Regions from separate parts of the Mus musculus genome. Here all the other regions are linked to region 5. A link is a loop called in an ENCODE intact Hi-C map of the cell type or tissue named here. Cell type or tissue: left cerebral cortex. All regions are shown on one strand. Region 1 overlaps Dab1 (disabled 1). Region 2 overlaps Dab1 (disabled 1). Region 3 overlaps Dab1 (disabled 1). Region 4 has its middle 4.0 kb from the start of Gm40216. Region 5 overlaps Dab1 (disabled 1). Region 6 overlaps Dab1 (disabled 1). Region 7 overlaps Dab1 (disabled 1).

Region 1 (4,000 bases), 280 kb before region 5:
TGCTACATTAATTAGTCACCCTTTGTTGAAAGGCAAACATCCTGTTAAATGTGTGAGTTAATAATGACTTCTGCATCAATTCTCGGTTTTGCACATTCGCAAAGGCTTGACTTTGGTCCTTGATGTGCAAACCTCTTTGTCTCTCTCGATAGCTATTCTGAACCAGGTCCAATCGTCTCTGAGCAGGCTCAACTTCCAACAAAGGAGAGGCCTGGATTTTGGCACAGCCACTGTCATAAAAAGAAAACTATGGGTTCAGATGAGCAATGTGTACTGTTGGATCAGAGCTGTGCTGCTTGTTGCTGCTTCTGCGCATTTCACACACTGCTTAGTCACAGTATCTTAACACAATACGATCCTAGGGACTGGGGGCGAGGGGGTGGGGCAGAGAGAAGGACTGCAGGAAGCATCCATGGGGCACTTCCTCTGAGCCAGGAGCATTTCTAGGGCTCTATTTACTTAGTCCATACTCTACAAGCTAAGCATTGGTACTATCAAATTAACATAGCTTACAGAGAAGGAAACAGAGGTACAGAAAAGCGAATTAGCAGCATAAAAACACCAAGATGCTATGTAATATGGCTAGAGTTGATTCTTGGTTGTATGGTTTGAGATATTTTGCTTAAAATTGCAATGGCAAGACCTTCACCACAGTGCACATTTCTGAGCCTAGGACTAGGGTGAAACAGCAGACAGAAAGCAATTTAAGGAAAGAAGGAAGGGTTTGTTCTGGCTTACAGTTCTAGGGAACACATGCTTTCATAATGAAGAAAGTGTGCCATAAGAGGGGAGTCCAGCTGGTCCCACTGCAGTTCAGTCAGGAGGCAGAAAATGCTGAATGCTTGCGCCCAGATCCCTTGCTCCTTTTCATTTAGTCTAGGACCCCTAGTCATGGCACAATCCCATCTACAGTGAAGATGGTCCCTCCTACCTCACTAGGCCACCCAGCAACTCCATCTAGACAACCCCTTACAAACATCCTCAAGGCTTGTTTCCAAGGTGATTCGAGAGCCTACCAAGTTTATCACCGAGGTCAAACGTTACAGTGAGGCCAGAGGACTGAGCCTGAAGCAAGCCTGGACACATAGGAAGTTCCAGGCCAGCTTGGGCTACCTAGTAATACTTTATCTCAAAAGCAAAACAAACAAAACTAATGACATTAAATGAGTCACTATGCTATACTGCCACCTAAGTCAGAGACAAACAAGAGCCTATGCTTTCAGTGAGCTCCTCATTTTTTTGTAGCAGCAGCACACAGAGCCAATGCAGTGCCAATGAGGCATGAGCTTGGCAGGAGCAGGATGCTGCATACAGGAGTGGATGGAGGGCCTTGGCTTCAGTAATGGATACCCAGCTTCAGCTATTCCTCTCTCCTGTCCTCCTTGAAGTCAGCAGCAGCAGTTGCTACATACATTGGTAAAAGCAGGATAAGAACTGTGTTCTTTCAACAACAAAGCCCATGTGATATAAAGATGGCTCAAACTCAAACTCCTGAGGAGGGCTCCAACAAGCATCTTGCGGTAATGCTTGAAGATCGTACAGAACCGGGCCACACTGCCTCTTCATTATATTAATGCACTGTAATGATTCCATCCCGTAAATAGTGTTTGGGCTTGACTGACATGATACCAAATTTGCACTTGCATGCATAATTCTAGTATTTTATTATTAAACTGAGCTCACAGATTGAGCACCAGGATTTAAAACAAACAAAAAATCTATAATTACAGCATGTGGATTTTTCTTGCCGCCAGCGCCTGCCCAGCCATTTTCACCGTCAAGCCTGCTTTCTCTTTTCATAGCTTTTCCTGCTTCCAGTGGAGGTCGATGACACAAAGTATAGGGTATCATGAGGATGCAGAGTTCAGGGCTTCTCTGTCGCCTATTCTAAATCGAAAAGATGTTTTCATCTCTTGAATAGTTCATTTCTCTGGAGATGTAGATTTCCAATTGCACGTGCTATACGAGGCCAGAAGGCACTTGGTGCCTCCTAGAAACTGGGCTCAGTTATTTTTGGTTGGTGCCAAGGTCAAGGAAGTTTCAGCCCAGGAAGCTGACAGAGGCTAAAAGGAGGAGGCATCTCAGGCCTTGAGGTGGCAGAACACACAGAGAGGAGATGGGGGCCATCATTGTGATGATTGGCTTTCAGACACCCCACACTGGGTCTTTCTAGAGAAAATGGACCAAGTGGCACTATTTTTAGTTATTCTCAGCCTCTCTTTGCTGGGCATGGAGTCATGGGAGCAAAGAGCTAAATGTTCACATTAGTTAGTGGGTAAGATATTAAAATAAATGATCAGCAGGGGGTGGGTGGCTGGGGGCGGGGAGTGGACTTAACAGTGAAGTTCAGGATTAAGCTGAGACTGGAGGCAGACAGGTGCCAGGGCCCCAGCACTCTGCACACCACCTCAAGTGCTTTGGGATTTGTCCCAAAGTGCAAAAGGAAAGCACAACAGGACTTCCACACCAATGGGTTCAACTAACAGGACCAAAATCCATCTCCAACAGTATAGATTTTTTTTTTGTCTTAGTCCTGAAACAATGCATTGTAACATCTATTTCTACAACATTCTCATGGTATTATATATTATAAATAACATGACAGAATTTGCATAGGTTACATGGACTACAGTTTAATTTTATACTGCAGACTAGAACATCTACAGATTTGATCTCAGAGCCTAGTTCCATGTGGTGACTGTCTAGTAAGGAGATGTCTGGTGCTTGATAGTTGAAGAATAGATTTCAATGAGCCCAGAAGGTGTTACAAAAGGGCCACATGGCAAGAGGATGATCCAGAGGAGGGCTGACAGGATAAGCCATGAGGAAATGGAGGGCAGGAGGTTGAAAGATGAAAGGGAAGCAAATTTAAGAGTGGTGATCAAGTATATTATTTTTCTTAATGTCCTGACTTGTTCTGCCTTACAATTTGAGGAGGCAGCATTCGCTCTGATAGGGAAGACAGAGCAGAAACTGGAGGCAGTTCCTCATGCTACACAACACCACATTACACTGCACCACATTACACTACACCACATTACACTGCACCACATTACACTACAGCACATTACACTGCACCACATTACACTACACCACATTACACTGCACCACATTACACTGTACCACATTACACTGCACCACATTACACTGCACCACATTACACTGCACCACATTACACTACACCACATTACACTGCACCACATTACACTGCACCACATTACACTACACCACATTACACTGCACCACATTACACTGCACCACATTACACTACACCACATTACACTGCACCACATTACACAACACATCATTACACTGCACCACATTACACTGCACCACATTACACTGCACCACATTACACTGCACCACATTACACATTACACTGCACCACATTACACTGCACCACATTACACTGCACCACATTACACTGCACCACATTACACTACACATGCCTGTAGTCAGGAAGCAGATAGTGAACAGGAAGTGGGGACTTACAAACCTTAAGGTCCATCCCAAGTGACACACTTCCTCTAGTAAGGCTCCACCGTAAAGGTTCCACAACACACCCCCAAACAGCAGGTGGCCAAGTAAGTGTCCAGAAACTGAACTGTGGGAGACATTTCACTTCTAAAGCACAACACGTCACCCTCTGTCCACTATGGCCTTGGCCATCTCATGGTGGGAAATACATGCATTCTGACTTTGAGAATCCCCAGTCTTTAAACAGGCATAGACTTGTTCAAAAGTCCAATATCTCGTCGGAGATTCAAAGCAATCTCTTAACTAGGAACCCTAGAACACTAAAATAGAGGACTACTTACTTCTAATACACAATTGTAAGAATACATTTTCCCACTCACAAAAGGAAGAATTGGAGCGTAGCAAGAAAACATCAGGCCAAAGCAAGGATAAAATTCATTTGGTCAAATGTTAAAGTTTGAAGCTCCAGGCCCAGCCTCTGGGGATGATGATGGAATCACGTGACCTCTGAAAGACTTGAGTG
Region 2 (4,000 bases), 660 kb after region 5:
TTTGCTGAAAGAAGATGTGTCTGACAGGCACTTAATGACTTGCAAAGTATGTCCACACCCTTCATCTTATTTGATTTTCCAAAAAGCCTTGGAACATAAAGGGGAGTTGGTATCATTATCTGTATCTCACAGAAGGGGAGAGCGGGTCACTCTGGCTGCTGTCTCTTCTTTCTTTTAAGGACTATAATGGACTCTTACTCCCCGACTACAAGAGAACCCAGCTGAATTCTACACATTGATATTGGCTCTCATGCACAAGTCTGATTAAAAGGCAAATAGACACTTTCTTTATTAGCTTTCACATCTTTAAAAAATGCATCAAAATCTGAAAAACTCACTGATAATTAGCCAGAAAACGAAGCTGAACCATTCAACCTGTAACTGTGGATGATTGTTAAGCCCCCATTCTTCCCTCTTCTCACCTCCCCTTGGTATCCATTGTCTATAGCAAGGCGTATTCATCTTCCTCCACAAAAAGAATCGGCTTCTTACAGAATAGAACTGTCAGCACCGTGGGAGCCTTGCTCTCTGGGTTCACCCCTCCTGTCAGGTTTCACAGTGCACAGCACCTCCTGGGTGGCTCCACTCCTGGTCTCTCTTCTAACATGTCAGGGACTCTTTTCTCCCCCAGCGGAGATCTGCAATGCCATCCCTTATGTTAGAACCACAGGACTTGCCCGCAGAACTTCTACACATTGCCACTTCTTCAGCATAGTTAAATTCTATATCCCAGCTGCCTCTGTAGGCTCAGCTCTCAAAGTCCCTCATTTCACTGAGACAGCAATCCCAGCAAGGAGAAAAGGAAATCAGACTACACAATTAGACTTAAAAGGGTCATGTAGTTTTTCATTCATTCATTCATCCATTTGTTCATTCATCCATCCATTCACACACTCATCTGTTCATTCATTCACTCACTCACTTATTCCCACTGTGTCAAAAATGCAAAACTAAATGCTATATGGCTCTTGTATGTGCGACCTTACAATCGAGCAGGAGGAACAGATGTTCTAGTATACATGTGACAGCTGTACCAAGTAGGTTGGGCTAAAGGAGAGTGACTCTGAAGGAGAGTTTCTGTCCCTGCTTAGCAGACCCAGAAAGAGCCACAGAATGGGTGCTACATGTTAGACTTCTACAAGACACCAGTGCATAGGCAGAATAATATAACATTATCAGTTACATAACTGAAAGACTAAGCAGAAGCTAAGGCATTCCCAACACAGCATCTCACATCTAAAGACAACTCAGGGCTGTGTCAGAAGATCCCCATTGGTATATGATATGAAAGCACGGATGTCCAAGGTGAGTACTGGGGAAGGGACACCATGCATCTGGGGTTGGTGTATGTGAGTTAAGGAGGCCCAGTGGGCAGGTGCAGACCTCTGAAGAGCTGCCAGCCAGTTCATGTCAGCATTGCTTGACTCAAAAATACCAACTCTAGAGCTGAAAGAGTTCTAGAAGAGGATGGCAGGTTACTGTTGTCACAGACAAGGGTTCCCAAGTGAATCTAGCTACTTAGCGACCCTGGGTCATCGGTTCAGTAGCTGGAGGCAATATTTCCCTCTGGAGGATATTTGACAATGTGTAGGGGCGCATTAACATTTACAACTAAGGGTTTGCTTTTGGAGTTTAGAGAGTGTGGAACAGGGGTTCTATAAACATCCTACAGGTCACAGGGCAGAACTACAAATATAAATAGCACCGAAGTTAGGGGCCTGTTCTATGCTATTACTGGAAGCTAATCAGCAGAGCAAGTGTCTCCTTCCTCCATTCAGCCATGCAGTCTTCCTCTAGCACCCCCTATTGGCAGAACCTAAGAAGAAGCACTGGACGAAGCAGAATCAGGGAACTGTGTTTCGGCTGCCCATCAGGAAGCTAAACACAGATGAGTGGGTTGGCAGGTGCCTGTCAGTAACCTAATAACTTGGGAGCATCACAGGCCAGGTTCTTACAACAGGTTAGGGTGCAGTGGCAGGTGCAGGACTGGCTCTGCAGTGGAAGAGACCCCTGAGAGGAGTGTCAAGAGAAGATCCTGTCACATGCAGGTACTCAGCACAGAATCTCAGGCTCTGGTTCCTCAACGACCCTACGACAAGAAGCTCCCGAACTCCACTTCTGAACTCACACTCTCGAGGGCATTTCGAGAGGACATCCATTCATCAGTCACATCTCAGAACATTTTGTGTAGTGGCCACACCAAGGTTTTATTGCCATCTATGCCTTATACTATTCAGTCATTCAGCCAAGCAGCAGTAGCACATGCCTTTAATCCCAGCACTCAGGAGGCAGAGGCAGGCAGATTTCTAAGTTTTAGGCCAGCCTGGTCTACAAAGTGAGTCAGGGCTACACAGAGAAACCCTGTCTCAGAAAAAAAAAATCAGTTATTCATAATCCTGTCACCTGTCACCTGGCACCTCCTCTCCCATGTTTCACATGGGAAAAGTGAGACTCAAAGTAGGCAAAGCCACTGTGCTCCAAGAAAGAGTCACTGAAGGTAATGGAAAAGTGGTTTCAGAGTGGGCGGGGGCTGAGGTGAAGTGACATCACTGTTAGGCACTTACAATATGAACATTGTTTAAGCATACCTGAGTTCTTAAAGAGTAGTAGTCCCCCACATTTCCCCCATGTATGTCATCCCCATGCATTTGCAGACTTGTCACAGAGCTCAGGACATTCACGTCTCCCAGAACCATGGTCTATTTGGAAAGGCAGACAATAGGATGATGTCAGCCCCTATGCTAGAACTATAGTAGGTTCAGGTCATATAGACAGGGTAACCGGGACATGAGAGCCCAGAGAAGTCTTTCTGCAAGAGGCAAGAGTAAAAGAGAAAGCAATGGGCATAGAGGAGGCAGCACACAGGCAGGCACACGTGTGTGAGGCTCTCACGTTCAGAGCTCAGAAATCTAATGAACCAAGGGCCACATGTGCACTATGGAAAGAGTTTAGACTGAAAACATTAAATGGAAATCCAGAGTGAGATATGCTGGGCATAGATGAGGGGAAAGTCAGCTAAGCTGAGAAGTCTAAACGTTATAGGGTAACGTATTATGTGAACACAGCCATTTATCTCCCTTGAAGTTTTGTCTCTACATCTGAAAACTGATGGTGAGACAGACGGATGTGTGCTGTGGCTGCCAAGCAGGGTCTGCGCTGTTCAAATGAAGCACTGTCACACTGAGATTCTCTCAGGAAGCCAGCACACATCACCACCACAGCAACCCAAAGAGACGTCAGAAAATACAGAATGGCAGCCTTCTTTTTCCTCTCATTTCCCTCCACCCCTACAGAGCAAAATGCCCCCTCTGGAAGCAAAATAGACTCCCCTCAGTCCTTTGCCAAAGCTTTCTCAAGCCATAATCCATAATGTGATCTTCATGGAAATTATATTCCAACTCCCCTCTGCTAGGAACACAAGCATGCATTATTATGGACTCAAAATGGCCTTTGTGCCTTCCCGCCTCTAGTGTGTGTCTTCCTAAGCGGCTGTCCTCGCTCGGCACCAGCCTGCGTGATAACATTATAATTTTGTGTACATTGTGCTCTCAGAAGCCATGCTGAGGCCAGCACGAGGAAACAGCAATTGACAGCAGGCCCTGGTGCATCCAGAAGGCACTGCAGCTTCCTCCTTTGTGAGCTTGACATGGTCCAGCCACATCCCCCCAAAAGGGCACAGGCACCAATGTTATCATGCCTCCTTAGTGGGTACTTGATAGAAAAGGAGACAGTTTGGACTGAAGGTGTTCTTGGCACAGAGAATGACTTGTGGTGGAAGGCAAGTTGCAGAGGGATAGCTTAGCCACCTGGAGCAGGTTATCTTTGATTGTTGGGATCCCTAACAAATGTGGCAGGAACTTAGAAACCATGGGGGTGATGATTGCTGGTATCCTTTCAGTCCATGACCTCTCTCTATTACAACAGTTCTCTCCTGAAATAATTTTTATATTGCTAATTAATGACTCTACAAATGTTGGAGATATATTTATTAAACGCACAT
Region 3 (4,000 bases), 680 kb after region 5:
TTTATTATGTTTATATGAATACACTATAGTTGTCTTCACACACACCAGAAGAGGACATCATATTCCATTACAGATAGTTGTGAGCCACCATGTGATTGCTGGGAATTGAACTCAGGACTTCTGGAAGAGCAGTCAGAGCTCTTAACCACTGAGCCATCTCTCCAGCCCCCCAGGGCTTGATTCTTTTGCTGTAATGCAATTTCCCTTCACTCTGCTTTGTGGAAGAAGCTAAAACATTGAATTTACTCAGTACTTGTTGTATGCAAGGCTTGACTTGCTTTGTTTTAACCCTTACCAAAGCATAGTCCACATAGTATCCAATTCGCAGATTTAAATGTAATTCCAAGCTCTTTAGTAAATTCATAGCGCCATGCAATTATGCTGTGACTGTTGATGAGGATAGCTTTAGATCAAAGCAGATCTCTTATGACACCTAGGTCAATCCAGTCTCCATGCCCAGTGCCAGCCACTCACTTTGTTGCTTACTGCCTCTGCAGAGTTGCTTTTCTGGATGTTCTTACAAGGAGAACTCGATAGTATGATATGTTACACATGGGCTTCACTTTACTAAGTAGAGTAGTTTTCAGGCTCACCCATGGTCCGGCCTTCTCCTAGGTTGATTGCTCTTTGATGAGACAAAAATACTATATTTTGTGTATCTTTGCATTGACACATGATCATCTGAACTCTGTCTAGTTACTATGATTCTTTATATAATATCTCTCACATCTTCACGGAAGCCTCTGATGGACGGATAGATAGATAGATAGATAGATAGATAGATAGATAGATAGATAGATAGATAGATAGATAGATGATAGATACTTATAAGCAAACTTGCTGGGCTACTGATAAACTTATATTTAAGTTTGTAAGAAACTGGTTTTCCAAACTGTTTATACAATCTTATGCTTTCATTAAAATAGTTGAAAGAATTATATATGTTGTAAACTCCAGTTTCTTCCTATCCTTTCCAACATGTACATATGCATTGTGGAGTGAACTGCAGTGCAGTTTTAACTTGCATTTCCCTAATCATAAGTGATGTCATAGCTCTTTTTATGTGTTTACTACCTGTATTCTTCTTTCGGTAGAACAGCTATTCAAATCTTTGCCTTTTAAAAATTAAAGTTCTCTTATGATAAGATATATGTATATATGTATGTATATGTATATTTCACTATTCACTATTGCGCCAGGAAGATCAATATGGCCCTCACTACTGTAGAGAAAATAAATTAGAAAAACATTTCAATCTCTGCCCTGGGTCATCCCCAAGCCAATACCAAATCATAGCATTCTGTTCCCTGGTGTATTCTGGTAGGCAGTGGCTCAGTGAAATCCACCATGTGGTTACATGTTCTACACCAGGACCAAACAAAACAAAATAAACCCCACCAAGTTAAAAATGCAAGCACTTCTGAAAGAATGGCGAATTTCTGGCTTCCCGTGAAATAACAAGGCCTAACTATACCAGGCCAGCATTTCACTTGCTGCAAGGATTTCTGCAAGAGCTGTGTAGCAGTCGCCCCCTCCAGACAGAGCCTGCACTTACCAGGAAGGCCTCAGCCCAGTCCTTAGCATTCCAGCTCTGGGACTTGAGAACTGGTACTTCTATAGCATCCTACCCTGACATTTAGCATCCCACTGCCTTACACAAGGCTGTTTAATACAGACACTTCCTTACTTGAGTGAAGTAAACCTGACTTTACTAGAATATATGTAAGAACCAGATGGTAGAGTATCTAACAAAAGAGTTTATAAGTAGGACAAGCTTTGCTGAAGGTGGTATAAAAACGAGTCTCAAATATGTCTCTTCAAATCCAATATGGAAGACAGGCAACAGGGACTGCTCTGACAAAAGAAACAAGTGATGTTAGAGTTGTTGTCAGTCACCCTAATTCACAGAGGGAACTGAGGGGCAAAGATAGCAGTAATCAGCCTGAGTCATATGCCTGGAAGGGAAGTAGTACAGTAGCCCAGGTAGGTGGCTCTGAGCCCTCTGCACTTGAAAGGTGTCTGTCAGCTGCTTTCTGTGTTCCTGTGCAAGGGAAAAGTCTTATTGAAACTAGGCATGGTGGCAGATGCCTGAAACCCCAGCATCTGAGAGCTGGAAGCAAGGGGATCCGGAGCCCAGCCTAAGCATTGGCTATAGAATGGGTTCTAGGCTACTCAAGGCCACATTAGATTTTGTTGAATACCAGTGCAGGATGAGGTGATTGAAAAGCAAAGCTAGTCGGATGTGACAATATAACTGACTTAATAGTCACATGTTTGTGGGGCAGGTGGGGCAGAGTCATATGTTCCCTTAGCAACAGCTGTCCTTGCTACCAGGCCTGGTGCACTTTAGCTGTAAGGAGACTCTGAAGAAGAAAACTGACCCATGAGGTGCATTTCTGCTTTTATTAATTCCTCTATTTCAGTGGCCCTGGAAAGTACATACAACCATTCCCACATAAGCAAACTGAAAATGACAGCCATGCCACAAAACAGCCTATACTCACTCCAGAAATGAAGGGCAGACACACACCACAAAATATCAGAACTTTTATAAGAGTCCCAAATCCACTGTATAAAGGGAGAATGGTTGAGTATCTACTTTTAAATCTGTGAAATGGGTACAAACAAACAAGTCCACTTCCCAGGGGCTTTGTGAAAATCCGTGGCTACATCAGGTGCAGACAGAGTTTAGAAACAGAAGCACAGATTGAGGGAGCCATAAACCCTGGCAACACAGTCTCTATCCTTTGGGCATTCTAAAAGCAGTTGTTTCCCAGAATACCAGGGCTCACCTACCAATTAAAGAAATAGCCCTTCTGTCCTTTCCGAACACTTCCCACTTTGGAAAGCTATTGGAAGTAGCCACTAACTCCCATCCTTCCCGAAACTAAGTCTACCTCATCTCTGTCTCTTACAAGTAGAAACACAAACCTATGAACATGCACATACATATACTCACACACACACACACACACACACACACACACACACACACACACACCTTGTTTGTGGGATGAACCGTATCCTCACTTCCTCCTCTAAAGTCCAAAGCTGCACTCCATCAAAGCATTGCTATTAGGAAACATGAGTAATCAAGTCAAACTGAAGCCACACGCTAAGTCCTAATCCAGTAGGACTGGTACCCTTCTTAGAGAAGGCAATTTGAACACAGGGACTTTTACCATGTGAAGATTGGGAGACATGCTGCCACAAGCAATGACACACAGGTAACTAAAGGGAGGCTTATAAGAGGGCCTCCCTCATGACCCTCAGAAGCCAACCCTGTAGACACGTTGATCCTACTTTGAGATGCCAGCACTGCAAGGCAGTAAATATCTCTGTTTAAGCTCAGTTCTTAGCACCTCATCACTGTAAGCATAGAAAGCAAACATGTGCACATGGATGTATGCACAGCCTTGGTCGTGGACACTGTGTCTCTTGCCCATTTTTCTCATTTCTCTAAATTGTTCAGCAGCCCTTGACTGCTCCTGTTCAGTAACATGGGTTCAGTGACGCCACAGGATTGGTACCACCTCATTTCTTCCTTCTCACATCTTCATGTCTAATCTATATTTTATGAACATCTACAAATGCCTTCCATCACGTACATAAACTCTCACACATTCCATCCTCAACCACTGGAATAAACTTTTTCCTGGGAGAATATGAATCTTTTACAGCGAAACGTCTGGCCTTGAAAATAGTCAGATTAGGCTGTAAACTTGGTTGGCTTTCCTCACATTTAAAATGACAATTAAAGCTAACCATGGGATGGGGAGTCAATCTTGAGTGTTGTTACTGTTAGAAAGGAGGAAGTTCTAGGGCCACTGCATGTTGGAGTCCCGTAGTTGATGACAGTGTACTGTATTATATCAAAAAGCTTCAAGAAAGGATTTTGAATGGCTTTACTGTAAAAAAATAGTAAATGTTTCAGAGAGAGAGATTTATTCTGCTGTTGATTTGAACATTATGTAGCCTGTGCATGTATAAAAATATCACA
Region 4 (4,000 bases), 530 kb before region 5:
GCTACTGCTCTTCATTGCACCCCCAGAGGTGGAAGATAGTAAGTCTCTATTGCTAAAACCACCATGCATTTCAGACCTAGTGCTGAAAGAGTCTTGAGCTGAGTTAGTCCTCCCTGAGGACTAACTTTCCTGGCACCGGAAGCTGCCATGCAAGCTTCTAAGGATGGAGTAAACCAACAGTCTTACCCAGCTATGACATTTATGAACCACAGCAACCACCACCATGGTTTGCTGTCTCTAAGAGTGTGGTAGTGGTAATGCGTAACTAGGTGGTCACCAGGAACACTCTAATTGGACTTAAGATGTATTCAACAAGAAGGAAATTGTGTACAGTACTAAAAACCTAACCAACTACCCAGGGCTAGTGAAGTCATGGATCTTGGAGGAAAGCCTTTAACTGCTATTTTACTAAACTAGCATAATTCTTAACTACGTTATAATGTTGGTCCTTCTATTCACAGATGAGTGTAGCTTTCATCTCTCATCAAGGAAACTTCTCTTTCAATAAATAGAGAACATTACAGAAAACCACAACCAATCAAAGCATACTGTTGTGGGACCTAGTCCCAATGAATACATCTATGACATAACTCCCACACCCAAGGCTCAGAGATCACTGAGGAAGAGGGAACCAAAAGACTAGAAGAGCCAGGGGGATAGGGAGTTTGCTGTGATATTGTGTCTTCCAGGAATATCAGAAACCACAGCCACGAAGTCTCAGCAACACAGTTGCCTAAGCACGAGCTGAGAAAGGACAACAGTAGGCATGGCAAAGTGGACAGGAGGAAGAGAGAGGCCTCAGCCTGAAAGGAAGAACCAGAGGCAACTAAGCAGTGCTGAGAGAGGAAGAAACTGTCTTCCCCAGGGAAGAACACATGGATTGGTCATGCAATTCCAAATGGCCAGCCCTGAAAACATATATACAAGAAGCATTTACAGACTGCATTTATGCATTTATGTATATGTATATGTACATTCATATAAATATATAAACGTGTATATGTATGTATATTTGTGTCTGCTTGTAGAAGATGATAATTAATAAAAAAAAGATACTGTGAATTTGAAAGAGAGCAAGGAAGGGTATAGGGGAGGGTTTGGAGGGACGAAGATGTGGAGAGAATGATATCAATTGTAACATAATCTCAAAAAATGAAAAGAAATACTTTTCAAACAAGAGATGACTCCACTTTGCTCCTGTGATATCTTGGAATATTCCGTTGGCATTTGTGTGAACACAGAGACAGTGGGAGCCGTCACCAGGTGCTTGAGGGTTAGGCCAGGAAGTGCCGCAGCTAGCTTTTCAGCCCACTGTCTGGAACTGCTACTTGGGTCTCTAGTTACCTGCAAGGAAGGCAGGGCATCACAGTCTCTCCAGAGAAAGGCAGTGTGTGTATCTGCTATTGCAGTGGAGGGCGTCCCAGGATCCTGCCTCTGACCCACGGTTCTGAGACTCCCGTCCATCTCTCCACTGCACTCTCTCCGCGCACACAGTCACGAGTCATCCCTTCAATATCTTGTCCCTGTGATTCTCTGACAGCCAGCTTGCATTTCACTCCTCCGTATTTTCTAAAGCAAAGAAGAAACTCCCAGCTTTCCTGACATTTGATAGAACCAGGAAAGCTCTTACTACCTCCGAGACGTTCAGCCTGATAATGTATATGAGGAATAGATCATTTACTTACGCTCAAAGCAGATAGACTTTCTAAGGAGAAGTACTCTGTAATGCAGACATGGCTGGGAAGAATAAATCAAATCTTTCTGTGTACTTAGGGGAAAAGGAATTATTCAAATGTAGCCTACAGCTTCAGGTCCATTTATGGAGCCTGCAATCCTAAATAGTGACCACCAGGGGGAGCGCTAGGCCCATCTCTACACGGGTTCTATTTTTAGAGGCTGATACTTGCCTCAAGGAAGAAACCAAAGAAATAAGACTATAATACTTTTTTTTTTTTTTAAATCGGACCAACTTATAAATTATTTGTGAGTCCAATAAAAGGCAATTATCAACATTTCCTACTATTTCAAGAGTAATATATTCTATGTTAGAAAAAGATTCAATTTATTCCTTGGCTATGATTCAGATGACAGAAAATTGGAGGCAACCGAACCAAAAGACTGTTCTCCTGTGTAAATGTGTCTTTAAAACCCAAATCAGATGCTTAGGAGAGTGCTTGCTATAACGTAAGGCACCATTGTCTTCAAAGTTCCCCTGTCCTCTCTCCAGTCACTTGGACAAGCTGTGCCCTTGCTAGGTAGAGGTAATGATGTAACAGGGCGCCGTGGACAAAACACCGTCTGTGGCATTTTCTGGACACAGGGTGCAAGCAGCCTCTGAGGAACAGAGAGATTTGAAGCATGAAGCCTGGGGGAAGGGTGGATTGCAGACATGTAACAGACTCCCAGGACCCTAGGGGTCAAGTTAGGGGCCCAGAATCAAGGACAAGAGGACAGTTCTACAAGGAAATCCCCGGCATAAGGTCTGCTGCAAAGCCATGCAGTAAGGGAAGCACTGCAAAAAGAATTGGAACCTTGCCTTTCTGCGGCAATGAAACTGAGATTTTGGGCAAATGATCTTCAGGCTGCTCATAGCAGCTCTCTCACAGATTGGGCATAAATATGAGATGAGCTAAGTGGTGTGTGTGTGTGTGTGTATCTGTGTGTGTGTGTATATCTGTGTGTGTGTGTATCTGTGTCTGTGTGTGTGTGTGTGTCTCTCTGTGTGTGTGTGTATCTGTGTCTGTGTGTGTCTGTGTGTATCCGTGTCTGTGTGTATCTGTGTGTGTGTGTTTGTGTATATCTGTGTGTGTCTGTGTGTGTGTGTGTCTGTGTGTGTATCTGTGTCTGTGTGTATCCGTGTCTGTGTATGTTTTTGTGTGGCCATCACAGGTAGTCAACAAATACCCACTGTCTTCCTGGAAAAGGACTTGCATTTTCCTAAATACAGTTACAAATACGTTGGACCTCTGTATTTTCACAGATTCTGAGTCTGTGGTTTAGGCACTCAGACTTTGCTTTGAAGTCCTAAATGGGTGGGTGACGGTGGACCCATCTGGGCATGAGGCTCAACTCCTAAATCCCTTGGCTCTAAAGGAGGCCTGCTGTTAGAGGTGTTAGAATTTAGATGAATGGTGAAGAAAGGTCAAGACAGTGGGAACGAGAGCCTACAGCGATCTCTCACCCAGCCGCATGGACTAGCAGGAGGTACTTCCCTTGGCCTTGTGGGAAGCAGACCACATGGACCGAGGAAGATGAGCCGCTAGACCAACCTCAATGTCTGTCCACCTCGAATCCTTATATTGGGCCTAATCCTCAGTGTGCTTGTGTTTGGAAGGAGACCTTTGATAAGGTCAGAGCCATCCTGGATCCAACTGATGTCCACCTCCTGTCCCCCATGACAACAGCAAGAAGCCAGCTGGCTGTGACGTAGAAAGTGATTTCTGCTCAGACCCATGCCTACCTGTGCCTTGATTGCTTGGTCTCTAGAATGGTGGGGAAGAAAGGTTTTCTTCGGTAAGTCGTCTAGTCTGTGGCATTCTGTCACAGAGGCCCAGATAGACTAAACAAGCTAGAATCAAAGGAACTTGGAGGTAAGAAGCGCTAGGCGTGGTTGGCAGACATGTTGCAAATGTCCAGAGGTCAAGGGTGTCAAGGCAGCGGTCCAGAATGAAGGAAAGGGGGCTAGGTGGACAGGAAGGCCATCACGCAAGGTTTGCTATGAGGTTCCACACAGGAGCAGCACATGTTTTACTGAGTAGGCAGGAGCAGCACACATGTCACAGAGTGGGCTGACCGCACCACTCTTCTGGCTCTTAGTTGTCCATGTGATTGCTATGTGACCATGTTCCATCCTCTGACATCATATTCACCTCAGCAGCTTGTTCTCAACTTCCTCCCCCGCCTTCCTGCCTTCCTTAGGCCTTCTCTGTGCTCCGGAAGGCTGAGCTACAGGGAACCGTGGCCAGGGTGGTGCTGGCACGTTCTAGTTGTGAAGTTCTAG
Region 5 (4,000 bases):
GCGTGCAGGGTGGACTACTAGACCGTGTGGCAGCCTAGCCGCACCAGTTTGCAAAGCAGCTTTCTCTGCCCACCCCGCCGAGTCCACTAACACCAACCCCAAAAGAAATAGAGAAAGAAAGAAAAAGCGCCTTTAAAAGTGCAGTAAAGACTCACCCTCCCACCAGGGGTCACAAGCATACTCTGCGGGATGCAGACAGCAGAAGCAGTGACCAGCAGGGTGTGGAAATACACTTTGTAGAATCACCAAGTACCTTCCGGGAGCCTTAACACAAAACTACCCCTAAATCAGGACTCCCTGACTCCAGGCTCCTTTGGTGGCTTGGACTGAATCGTAGGGCTCCTTTACAAGACTAACCATAAAGAATCAAAGTTTCCCCAGCATGAAAAATCCTTATCTTGCGTTCGAGAGAGTAGGGTACAGAGTTATGGTAGAAGAGGGCCGGATGCGAGGGGAGTGGCGGGTGACCAAGGGCCTGAGGACTGAATAGTGGAGGGAGCGCGACGGGGAACACCTGGTCGCAGGACCCGAAGAAAGGTTTCGGTCCAGCGCCGGTGTCTGCGGAAAGGGTTGGCTTGATTGGGATGGGTCCAGTTAATGGAGTGGTCGAGGCAGAGCCAAAGCGCTGCTGTGATGTAGGGAAGTGCAGGTTCCGCGGAGTGGGGAAGAGGTCCGACCCGCGGGTAGCACCAGCAAGACAGGGAGGAAGCTTAGGGAGAACTCCGCAGGTTCTAGAGTGGGAGAAGGCAGCCTTGGGTGGCTAGAGCCGCAGGAGAACACAGGGGGTCTCGGGTAGGCAAGCCTAAAGAGAGGATCCCGAGTGTTCAGAAGTAGGACGAAGGAAGTGGGGACCAACCGGAAAGGAGACGCAGGGTAGCTTCCCAAGCAAGTGGTGGGAGATGATAGAAAACTGCGGCACTCGCTAGTGCACGGCACCTCGCGCCAAACTCCCTAGAGAAGCGCCCCGAAAGCCTTCCTCCGTACCCGGGCTCGCGGGCCCCAGCCGAGCTACCCGGGCTCGCGGAAGCCGGGTGTCCCCGCGGGCCACCTGCGCCCGCTCAACTCGGGGTCCCCCGCGTGCCCCCCGCCGCGCCTCTCACCTCGGCTCCCCCGGAGCATCCTCCTTGGCTGCCGCAGCCGCCCGGGACACGGCTCTCCATGCCCTGCGGGCGGCCGCACTCAAACGCGCTCTCCAGCCCGGGGAAGCCCGGGTGAGCGCCGAGCTGGGTCCATCCTCCCCGGGAAGCGACGGGCGCGCGTCAGAGCAGGGGGAGGAGACCAGCCCCCGTGCGGTGCGCAGACCCGCCTCCTCCCGCGGCCCCCGCCCCGCGCCAGCCCCGCCGCTCACCTGCCACTGAGCGTCCCAAGCCCTTCCTCGCCGGCTCCCTCTCCCGCCAGGGCGCTCTGTTCGCCGCCGGAACGCGTTCCGAGCGACAGCTCAGCGGAGTCGCCGCGGCGCCGACGAAGGGGAAGAGCCAACGAGCAGGCGAGCGGGGGCGCCGCGGCTCGCGGTCGCGCTCCTCCAGCCCCCTCGCTCGCCCCCCATCCCGGGAGTAGAGACCGATCGGAGCGAAGAGCTTGGGGTCCCCGCCCTGCGGTTCGTCGCAGGGGGTGGGGTTGGGGGTTGCGCTGGGAGCCCGCCACGCTCCTAGGCAGCCGCTGCAGCCCCCTCTAGGACTCTGCTGATTCTCCAGCGCCTGCTTTTAGCCAAGCCTCTATGCTCACAAGTAGACGGGCGCAGAGCCAAGCGGAGGCCGCGCGAGCTTCTTGCCCCGAGCCCCTTGGCAGAAGGGGGCGTCCTCTCCCAGCCGCCCAGGCCGGCTCCAGCCCGCCTTTTATTGCCGCTTCCCAGGCAAAGTTGTTCCGCACTTGTCACTATTTCAATCCGCTCTAGGCAGCCTCCTGTGCCCCTGAGGGCACGCAGGCCCCAGTTAACTTGTTTTCCCTACTCCATTCTTAGAATGCAGGGCAGTAGACCCTCCTGTAAATTAGAACCTGTTGTGCTGAAGAAGGCTCTTCGGGTCCTACCTTACAAAAAGATCTCAGGAACACCGAGTGGCAAAAAATAATTGGATTAGTCGGAAATTCTTCCACCTTGAGATTGGATTCGGCTTTGTCAACGCCAGTGTGGCACGCATGTCTCCAGAGGCTTGAAAGCTTGGTGGGAAGGGGGAGTGTGAAAATCACCTACTGCCTGTCTCTGGGAGCCTGGTGCCTGAGAGCAAAGGAAGAGAACCAAATACTTGCTTTAAGTTTACTCTTCTTTTGAGGGGTCACACTCCTGCCCTCCAGCTGAGCGATAATAAAGCTAAAGCGGTGGCTTGTTTTGGGGGCTTTTCTTGGGGAGGGGGATTTTTTCTTGTAGCTTCTGTTATTCACCCATGAAAATTTAATGATGCATTTAGGGTTATTACCTCTAGAGTCAATGGGCTAAAAATATTTAGCCTAATGCACTGCTTGTGGAGTCAGTAGGTCCGTGGCTGGTTTGTACAAAGTCATCTGGAGACCCTCCCTTCCTCCACAAAATTCACGAGCCATTACACTTATCCCATAATAACAGCTCTGTACAAATGGAGGCCCTGCAAAACTTGGCTGTCAGGCACCTCTGAAAAGATAGCAATTTACATAGAGACAAGAAAAAAAAAAAGTCCTGAGGTCATAGGCAGGATGAAATCTACTGAGAAGGGCTGATCGGAAGAAATTTCCCACAACTTGGCAGAGAGGTTCCATTCTTGATGGTTTCTGTCTACCTCTGGGTGGCTGTCAGTCTAAAGGTGGGACCAGGGAACCTCCACCGGATTTCTCTCCAACTTTTACAAAAGTTCTGGAAAGTGGGAGGAGTTGGGCACCAGGTTCTACACCCAGTGTGAAGTTGAGATTGGCTGGAACGACTCAGCTGTGATCAAGAAAACATTTTTACTTCCATTGTTTACAAAGAGAAGTCCCTGGAGTCTGAACTCAATACCAAGAAAAGAGAAATTTTAGACCTCGCAGAGGAAATAAGTGAGAGTATAGTTGAGTGTTAGTCATTTCTACAGGCTAGTAAATGCCAGACCTTAGGTAAGCTCGAGTAAATCTGACTTTTTACAGACTCTACCACAACAAAATCTAAACTTCCCCGATTTAGGGACAGCTTTGAAACATCCACATACATGCCTTTTAAGAGTTCATGTCTGAGGTCTGACCTGTAGCTGTCTCCTGCCTCCTGTCTTCACCTGACTTTGCCACTACAGACACCAGAGGGAACTGGCAAACTCAGTTTGCCAAGCCATACAATGTATAAGAACGTAAAACTATCTCTAGTCAGTGTTGGACAAAGTCTACCGTGGAAACTGGGCAAATTCCCATGAAATCCAATGGGGGCAACAAGACACAGCTGTTCCTATCTCCAGCCTGGAAGAAAGTATGATGTATAGGCACAAGCTGCCCACTATGGGCCTCAGGGCCTTCCTGGTTAAACTGAACCAAATTTAAAGGGATATTTTGCCACTCAGCTAAATGTCAAGAAATAGCTCATCTGAAAGATAAGGTGTGGGGCTTTACTGCTGTTATTTTGAAAATACCAATGTGATTTGTATTAAGTATGGCATAAAGAAAAAAATCAATAAATGTGCTTTCATCATGTAATCTGAGAAGCAGCAAGATAATAAGAATAGCAGAGGCTGTATATATTACTTAATCCATTCTGAGTAGTTTGAGGTATTTCTCATACAACCTTTACAATATGGACTTGGAAATCTGTTGGCCTTCTTTGCCTCTGGCAGGCCATCTCTCTGTGCTTCTCTGGTGGTAAACACTTCACTCACGAGATTGCAATGAGCCCTAAATGGGGTAGCAGGCAGAAGCACAACCCAGTAGACATTGGTTCTCTTCCCAAAATACGTCCAAGTAGTTCATTTTGATTCGCCACATTTTGGCGGGGTTTCTTCTGTCCATCAAGGTCTATGTTAAAAGCTCTGTCCATTTATGACAGAGACATAGCATAAGTAACACAAATTGG
Region 6 (4,000 bases), 260 kb after region 5:
GGAGGCTTCCTAGTCAGGATTTCTGTTGCTGTGAGAACAAAAACAAAAACAAAAACCACCATGACTAAAAGCAATGTGGGGAGTAAAGGGTTTATTTCATATCACAAGTCCCAAGCAGATCACAGTTTAATGTGAGGAGAAGTCAAGGCAGGAACATAGAGCAGGAACTGAGTAGAAACCATGGAGGGGTGCTGCTTACCGACTTGATACTCATGCCTCACTCAGCCTGGTCTTTTACAGCTCCCAGGACCACTGCTCAGGGGTGGCACTGTCCACACCTTCTTCCTACATAAATCACTGAGCGGTTTTTTTTTTTTTTCTTTTCCCAATTTAGAAGTGTCCCTTCCCAAATGACTCTAGCTTGTGTCAAGTTGACATAAAACTAGCCAGGATATAGGCAAACATCCATGTACATAAAACTGTTTTAAAACCTCAGAGAAGGGGGGCAGGGATGACGTAGGGGTAATCATAAGCAAGAGCGAGGTGAGTTGAGGCCATAACAAAACCTCCTCCATATTCTCATGTGACTTCTTCACGAATCCTGATGAGCTAATGAGGGAGGCCATTCCCAGGGTCTAATAGGATAGGGCGCTAGAGGTAGGGGAGTACACTACAAGGCTCTTTTCTCTATGCTTAAATGTAAGATGGATGTGAAGGCCATCAGAACTGTCACCATTCCACATGACCTAGGACAAACGCCTCTTTGACTTGAATTCCCTTTTCCACTGTAAAATGCAGGATTTGGATCTAAAAGCTTCTCTGAGGTTTCCCTTGGTTCAAAAAAGCTTTGATGATCCCTCAAGTTAGGGTCATAGTCTTCAGACGTCTCAGAATGGAAAAAGAATGACACATCTCAGCTGATTGCCTCGACTCGTAACAAATGAGCCCAAACTAAGAGGACTTGCGGAATGACACTGACTGAACGCGCTAGCTCTGCAGTCACTGTCAGCTCTGTTACCCAGAATCCCTCCAGTTCTCAAAGCAGTCACATGTGTGTGGTCCACTACACAGATGCACAGGTGAGCACTCTCGTGCTCTGAGAATATGGGATGGAAAAGAGCATAGAGATAGAGAGTAGCCAGGGGGAATTGAATTATCTCTTGTTGACTTTATTGCCCTGATCTAGAGAAAAAGTCAGAGGTGTCCTCTCTGGAGGTTCTCAATAGTCAAGTATTATTCTTTATGAACAAAATATATGTTTTGTTCACACTACATTCCCCTGGATTCCCTGGAACTTACTATATAGACTATGCTGGCTTTGAACTCAGAGAGAAAGATCCACCCGCCTCCTGAGTGCTAGAATTACAGGTGTGTACCACCATGCCCAGCATGTACTATTTATTTTGAATGGCATATATTAATTCTATAAAAAGAGAGGTTTCACTGTGATACTTCAACATATGCTTACACTTACTTTAACTATATTATTCAAGTTCTCTTTCTTTCTTTTTCTTTCATGATCTGACCAATTCCATTTAAGTTCTCTTTGTACCTAGCCTTTGTGCTTTGTCCATAGAGATTTGAAAGGCTGAAAGGACATCATTTGATCAAAGTTGAGAAAATTCCCACCAAATTTAAATGTAGCCTCCTCCACAGCTTGCCCTGGTCTAGTCTAGGGGCATCCTGATTAGCATATGCTGTCTCCTGTGAAGGCAGAGGAGTAAGACAGATAGGCACCTTCAGATTGCAGGCCTTCATTAGCCTGTCTGCTCATATTGATGGTACAATTTTCCAGTCAACTTTTCACCTGCTCAAAACCCCCACAGCTCTGTACTTCTGACCTGGAGCCACCCTCTCTTTCTACTCGGTCTCTTTCTACCAAGTCACAGGTGGACAGTTGTGCCCTATGGTGTTTAAAACAGAAGGGGTTTTCAGGAAGGCAGTAAAATAGTCCAGTAATTTTCCGGAGTCTTACCACAGGAGAATACACCTACCACAAATACCACTGTCTGGAGGTAGTAGGGCAATATCTTTGAACATAACGCCTTCTAATGGACAGAGAAGCAAACTGCATCCAACCCTGAATTGGGTTTCAAAGGAAAAGGTGGGTCAAATAAAAAGAACCAAACACTATAGTATAATTATCACTTGGCATGCAGAAAATAGCTTCCTAGTGTTTCAGCAACACTAGTCCATTGACTTCTCACCAGAGCCCTATGAAACAGTTAGGTTAATTTCTACTTCTAGCAAATCAGGAAATAGCAGAGTGCTTGTGCACTGTGTTCTGTACCAACACAGCTGGCAAGGGATAAAGCCAGAGGCAGAATGTGGGCACACAAGAAAGTTAATGAAAGGTAAAAAGCCAGCACAATGTCAAAGCAAGGCATAACCACACTATCATGCACAGAAAGGTACTTAGGCTAAGCATGCTAAAAGTAAGTATACACTCTAGCTTCTTTCTATGAATAAAACATAATTCCAAAGAGAGGGGGGCTTCCAAGCTTCTTCCAGTGACTCATGACTAGCACATATGTATCACACATGTGTCTAGTACCCTCTCCATGTCCTTAAAGGCTTAAGGACACAGTAAACAGATCTCCTCATGACTGGGCTTCAAACGTCTCCATGTGGTGTTTTCACTACAAAGTGTCTATTGGTTAGGAAGGAATGAGAACAAAGAGCCAACTGTTCATCCCTGTGTAAGAGGTAAGAAGGATCTTGGTGAGTATATCACCCTCCCAGTGGGATACAGTGTGCAGCATCTTTGATACCCTCCCTTCTAGCAAGAAGCTTGAGCACTCGTGTGTGAGTACTGGGCATCTAGAAAGTGATGGAGCACAGTAAAAGGCTCCATCTAAGGTACTCAGCCCAACTCAACCATTGACTAATGCCATCCTCTCTCCTGCTCGGATGAAAAAAACACTAACAACTAACTTCCTATGCCAAAGGATCAAAGAGAAATGCATCCCAAAGATTTTGAATATACTATTGTGCTCAACTGTCTGCAATCTACAGAAGCCATCAATGCTTCTCCACGGTGTTCTAGATGAGATTTTGGCACTGATCATAGACATCACAGTCTTAGCCAAGCTTCTGGCATTGTAGACCAGGCTGGCCTCAAATTCACAGAGATCTGCCTGCATCAGCCTCCCAAGTTCTGAGATTAAAGGCATGTGCCACCATGCCCAGACATAAAAATTATTTTTGTTGTTTACTTGTAACAGTAATGTTGCTAACGTTATGAATCATAATATAGATATCTATATTTTCTTTTAGTCTTAGGTGATTCCTGTGAAAGGGTCATTTGACCCCAAAGGGGTTAGGACCCACAGGTTGAGAACCAATCTCTTAGGACATTTTTTCTGTCATTTAGCAAAAGTACCGGCTAGACCTGTATTTTTGGTAGTGAGTGGTCATCTGCAGTTTCCTGACATGTAACAGCGTGGTTGCTTCTCCAGAGTATGGCATCTGTTTATGCTTAGCAACCTCTGTGACTGCTTCCAATCCAGAGAAACAACTTTCTCCTTCAAGAAGGATGCCCTGGGCTGGGAAGCCAGCAGAGGCCTCGTCTCCTGACCCAGTCAGTACAAAGCCTCTCTCACACACTTGGACAGGCAGAAGGTCAGGAAGGAGAGGTTCTTCTCACAAAAGCAGTTGATTTGCCCTGAGTCCTTGTCCCTTACTTCCTCATTTTCAGCCCTGTTCCTGCTTGCAGATATGTGGTGTCCCCAATTAGCTGGCTGTGGCTACAGCGTGCAGGGGGCAGGCCCATTGCTCCTTCTGCCTCTGCTGTCCCAGAGTTCATCTGGGAAGACTGCTGATTTGCTTCTCTGATTGCCAGCCTCTAAAAGTTCGCTAAAATGGCAGGGAGTGAAGCAGGCACCACCATGGGTTTCAATCTCCTTCAGCAAATAGTATTCCATAGTCAGGGAGAAACAGTGATTTTCAGGTCTGATTTTTATTTTGTCTCCAACTCTGCCTGTTTTTCTGCTCCAGCCATGTTGAAATGAAGGCTGAAGATCAGCCAGGGCAAGGAAGCTCCCAGAAAACATTTGTCACC
Region 7 (4,000 bases), 180 kb after region 5:
CTTAAAGAAAAGAGTCATGGGGCCCCTGTGGAGCCAAGGTCTCATGGTAATGTGACAGTGCAGATTGGTCAGCATCCAGGGGAGAAAGGATCAGCTCTGCCTTGAAAAGCAGAGAGAGGTACAAATTCTGCATCTTCAAGGTATATGTGAAGGGTGAAAACATGGCATCCAGGAAGAGGAATCTACAGGGTAAGCATAAATATTATCTAGTGTAGAGGGGCTGGGGTGATGAAGAGAACAAGCCAGGGCTGCTGGACTGGAGGAGACAGAGAACTCAGAGGTTAGGGGGGAGGGTGCCAGAGGAGAACTTACAGCTCCCATGGTTTTAGTCAGTTCAGCCCAGAATGAAAACCTCTCTTTCTGAATCTCATCAACAGTTTAAAAAATATAACCAAACCAAAAGGCTGCTTCAGGGGGATCATTTTCCTAAGAAGGGGAACTTACAGAAACACTGTCTTTCAGCATGATAATCCTCTGAAAAAAGTGACATTAAACACCAAATGTAGTATGCTAAATATTTAGAAGGAAGTATAGGAGTTGAAAATAGACTATTTAACTTTATGTGAAGCTCAGTATCCTAGTTCCTGCCCCCATTGCCTTAAAGCAGTGAGAGCTCTATGCTGGGTGTGTTCTGGGCAAGCACTTCCCGGGGCAGTGTTCAGAAGGTTGTATGTGTGGAGTAGCAAGGAACCAGTGAAGGTTTCTAAGGAAGAAGTGACTGGAGCCCCCTTTTCCTGCGCCCTTAAATATGAGAGCTGAGACATATTTGCCTTTGCTAGCTGTGTTTTATGGATCATAAGCTCTGGTTAGCTGAAATTTCTGCACCTATTATTAGTGAATGGGCATCCTCACCATAGAAGAGGGTAGTGGTGGTTAAAATATGTAAGCCTGAAGATAACTGTAGATATGAAGGCCTCCAAACTCCAGAGACGTAACTACAAGCTTATTAGTACCAGGGCATGGCAGTGAGGGAAACTGCCCCAAACAGAGTCATGCAGGGGGAGCAGTCAGTGTGAAAAGTGCCCTTTGCATTAATGTTTCTTAGTGGATGCTTACCAACAACAGTGGTGCATGCAGAGAACCCTAAGATCCAGGCGTGGCCAGCTTAGGTGTCAACTAAATGTAGGCTTCCTATTTACAGGTGCCCATCTTTTGTTGTCTCCTTGCTGGGTTGAGGGTCAGGCATCTCTCTGATCTTCTTCTATGAAGGCACTGAACCTATTCATGTGTCCTTCACTCTTGTGATGTAACAGCTTTCAAATGACTTTGCCTTAGGAGATTAAAATTTCAACATATCAATCTTCTTTTTCTTTTTTTCTTTATAGTTTATGTCCAGCATATAACTTTTGAGGGAACATAAACACTCCCACATCCTGTGAGATAATCTTCGTTTGAACTCGGCTGGCCTAGGTGCCTAGGTTAAACACCCCTCTGTAGGTCCTTAAAGGTTACATGCATTCGTTGATTTTTTTTCATTGCTATGATCAACTATCTGACAAGAAGCAACTTAAAGAAGACGGCTTATTTTGGTTTACAGCTAAAAGGTGATCTCGCCTTTCATGGCTAAGGTGGCACTGAAGCAGGAACAGAAGGCTTCAGATCACATGACGTATGCAATTGAGAAGCAGAAAGCTAAGAGAAAATGGGGCTGAGCTATAAAACCTCAGGGCCTGTGCCCAGTGACCCATTTTCTCCCACAGTGGGCAACATTCTGGCCCATAGGGAGGCAACATGCTGCATTTTTTCCAAACAGCACTTCCAAATGGGGGCTAAGTATTCTGACACAGGAGCCTATGAAGGACAGTTCACATTCAAACTGAAACAAAGGTATTTCCAGATGAGGCTAATGTGTTGGCTCAGTAAAGTAGATGACTAGACCCAGTGCGCATGGAAATTACCCAAAGCTGTTAAGGGCCTCAGTAGAACAAGAAGTAGTGGTCAGAGGAATTCACCACTGACTGCTTGCTCCCTTGAGCTTATCTTCCTCCTGGCCTTGGCATCCTTGTTCTTAGTTTTCAAGCTTTGACTGGGCCAAAGGTTCTTCTGCAGCCAAGCGTCTTGGATATTTTGATATGAAACTGAATGACCCACATTCACCTGTTTGCTCCAGGGCAAGGCTTTTATGACTCGCATATATTTGTAATCTCCTCTGTTCCGAAGCCAATGGTGACATGAAAGTATGCCTGATAGAGATAATTTGGGACTAGGTCCCAAATCTGCCTAATGTACACTGTGCGTGACCTTGAGCAAGAAGCCATCTCTCTGAATTTGAGATTCCTTAATTGTACAAGGAGATAAAATAGCTCTGGCTTTGCCTACCACTTCAGGCATGTTTTAAGTTCAATGTCAATACACTGACAGGTGCGTTCGTACAGTATGTTGTGTGACACACACGCGCCAACTATTCATTTTAGAGGTCAGATGGAAGCCACAATCAGGAGACACAAGGGAGTGGACAGTTCAGATGCAGCTATACATGTGGCAGCCACTGGGAGCATCCCAGTGAGGTCCTGCCCACTTTCCTGTTTATTTGTGACTGCAGCCATCATCCCCTGTTGATCTTTTTATTGTCGCATTTGTCACCTGTTCACTGAGCAGCCACTTGGTATCAAAGCAGTACACCCAGAGAATACCAGAGCAAGTGACAAGTGAGACAAGCTTTCTCTCTAGGAATCTCATTTTCTGCTGAGGGAGAAACAGGTAAATTAGGATGCATTAAAAAAAAAAAAACAAACCATAAGATTTGGGCATATGTGACCTTTGTAATAACCACTTGTATGTGTGCATACTTATGCCTATGCATCTATGTGTGTGCATGTGCGGAGAGGTGATCGTGCTCCCTCCTTCCCTCCCCCTCCCTCTCCTCCTCCATCTCCCCCTCCCCTCCCCTTCCCCCTTTTCCCCCCTCCCCTTTCCCTCCTTCGTGCACAAGTGTGCAGTTTGTGTGTGTGTGCGTGTATATGCTGCTGAGCACTGTAGGGTCTGTGTTACTCACTGTGAACATCTCCTGTTATGACTCACATTTCAAACCTTCATTTCTAACTTGTTTTCCACATGTTAGAGTTTTATTTTCTATTTCACTTGACATTTTTATCAAAGCAGTTTCCAAAGTTTGATTCTTCTCATTTCCAGCTTTTACTATCTATGTTCAATATTTTCCAAGAATCTTTGTGCTTTGGAGAGTTCTACTTTTCTCTCAAAGCAATAATTAAATCTCCCACTAACACTGTGCATAGCCTGGACTCGGCACATTCCCAGCACTGAACGCATATTAACTTAATTAGCAGTCTAGTTGATCTCCCCTTACTTGGCTCCTTGGCAGTTTTCTGTGTTCGCTGAGTTCTTACAGTTCTTTCAAATTTCAAATCTTTGATTAAAGGCATAAATGTATAAAAATACATAAAATTATATAAGTAATTAAATCTCAGATGCACTTACAATCCTTAGAAACAGTTCCCTACTCTCTAGTACGTGGCACGAAAGTGGCACATTTGCTGTCAACTATTGTAGAAATTCTGAGCTTATTTAAGGAAAGATTATAGAGAATATGCCAGAAACACATATATTTCTTATAAATGGCCAGGAGCTATTTGTGCCCTGCCAGTATCAATATTTATAAACTGATGTGCATTCCATGTGACCCCTGGCTGAGGCACTCGACTCCTTACATTAATGAGAGAAACAGAACAAGTCTGCACGCATGCGCTAATGCTCTATGGAAGTGGGGAGGACAGAGACATGAGTGACAGGTGTCAAGGGAGGACTGTGCAGGGGCTCAGGCAGACTAAGGAAGAAAGGGAGAAAAGGTTTGAGACACATTACATGTGTTTGCTATTTCTTCCATGAAGAAAGACGATAGACCATGTGGTTTGGGCACAGAAGTGTATTTTCTGAAAGTTGGTAGGTAGTCCACCTCAGGACCAAAATGTCAAACGGCCTGGTTTCTTCTGAGGTCTTTCTCTTTGGCATGAAGATGACCGCTGCCATCTTGTGTTCTTTA

What was found. A loop is a pair of places that touch in the nucleus more often than their neighbours do. Peaks named below come from ENCODE experiments on the same cell type or tissue, not always from the same donor. Only the 100,000 strongest peaks of a DNase experiment are listed, where the experiment ranks them.
Region 1: it touches region 5 in a loop (2.3-fold over the local background); 2 of 42 quality-filtered maps call a loop at or near these places.
Region 2: a loop joins it to region 5, with 4 times the contacts of the local background. A loop is called at or near these places in 3 of 42 quality-filtered maps.
Region 3: a loop joins it to region 5, with 4 times the contacts of the local background. A loop is called at or near these places in 3 of 42 quality-filtered maps.
Region 4: a loop joins it to region 5, with 8 times the contacts of the local background. A loop is called at or near these places in 6 of 42 quality-filtered maps.
Region 6: a loop joins it to region 5, with 2.3 times the contacts of the local background. A loop is called at or near these places in 2 of 42 quality-filtered maps.
Region 7: it touches region 5 in a loop (2.1-fold over the local background); 2 of 42 quality-filtered maps call a loop at or near these places.

The regions. Positions count from the first base shown.
Region 1 is chr4:104,648,120-104,652,119 of GRCm38, reverse strand. All of the region lies in intron 7 of Dab1 (disabled 1), which reads right to left. Among named protein-coding and RNA genes, the nearest start is that of C8b, 120 kb to the left of the region's middle. In left cerebral cortex, no CTCF peak of the experiment used is centred here; DNase peaks (open chromatin) are centred at 182 and 1,579; H3K27ac peaks cover 1,243 bases.
Region 2 is chr4:103,700,136-103,704,135 of GRCm38, reverse strand. All of the region lies in intron 1 of Dab1 (disabled 1), which reads right to left. Among named protein-coding and RNA genes, the nearest start is that of Dab1, 83 kb to the right of the region's middle. In left cerebral cortex, a CTCF peak has its summit at 1,803 (motif pointing left); DNase peaks (open chromatin) are centred at 1,050 and 1,792.
Region 3 is chr4:103,689,469-103,693,468 of GRCm38, reverse strand. The region is part of intron 1 of Dab1 (disabled 1); the gene reads right to left. Among named protein-coding and RNA genes, the nearest start is that of Dab1, 72 kb to the right of the region's middle. In left cerebral cortex, a CTCF peak has its summit at 1,528; a DNase peak (open chromatin) is centred at 1,568; H3K27ac peaks cover 217 bases.
Region 4 is chr4:104,892,046-104,896,045 of GRCm38, reverse strand. It overlaps a transcript of Fyb2 not described here. Among named protein-coding and RNA genes, the nearest start is that of Gm40216, 4.0 kb to the right of the region's middle. In left cerebral cortex, a CTCF peak has its summit at 1,834 (motif pointing right); DNase peaks (open chromatin) are centred at 1,551, 1,840 and 2,414; H3K4me3 peaks cover 633 bases; H3K27ac peaks cover 1,421 bases.
Region 5 is chr4:104,364,818-104,368,817 of GRCm38, reverse strand. All of the region lies in intron 4 of Dab1 (disabled 1), which reads right to left. Among named protein-coding and RNA genes, the nearest start is that of Gm36661, 340 kb to the right of the region's middle. In left cerebral cortex, CTCF peaks have their summits at 175 (motif pointing right) and 1,778 (motif pointing right); DNase peaks (open chromatin) are centred at 954, 1,286, 1,765, 2,117 and 1 more place; H3K4me3 peaks cover 2,144 bases; H3K27ac peaks cover 2,283 bases.
Region 6 is chr4:104,107,609-104,111,608 of GRCm38, reverse strand. The region is part of intron 2 of Dab1 (disabled 1); the gene reads right to left. Among named protein-coding and RNA genes, the nearest start is that of Gm36661, 82 kb to the right of the region's middle. In left cerebral cortex, a CTCF peak has its summit at 2,006; no DNase peak of the experiment used is centred here.
Region 7 is chr4:104,185,788-104,189,787 of GRCm38, reverse strand. The region is part of intron 3 of Dab1 (disabled 1); the gene reads right to left. Among named protein-coding and RNA genes, the nearest start is that of Gm36661, 160 kb to the right of the region's middle. In left cerebral cortex, no CTCF peak of the experiment used is centred here; no DNase peak of the experiment used is centred here.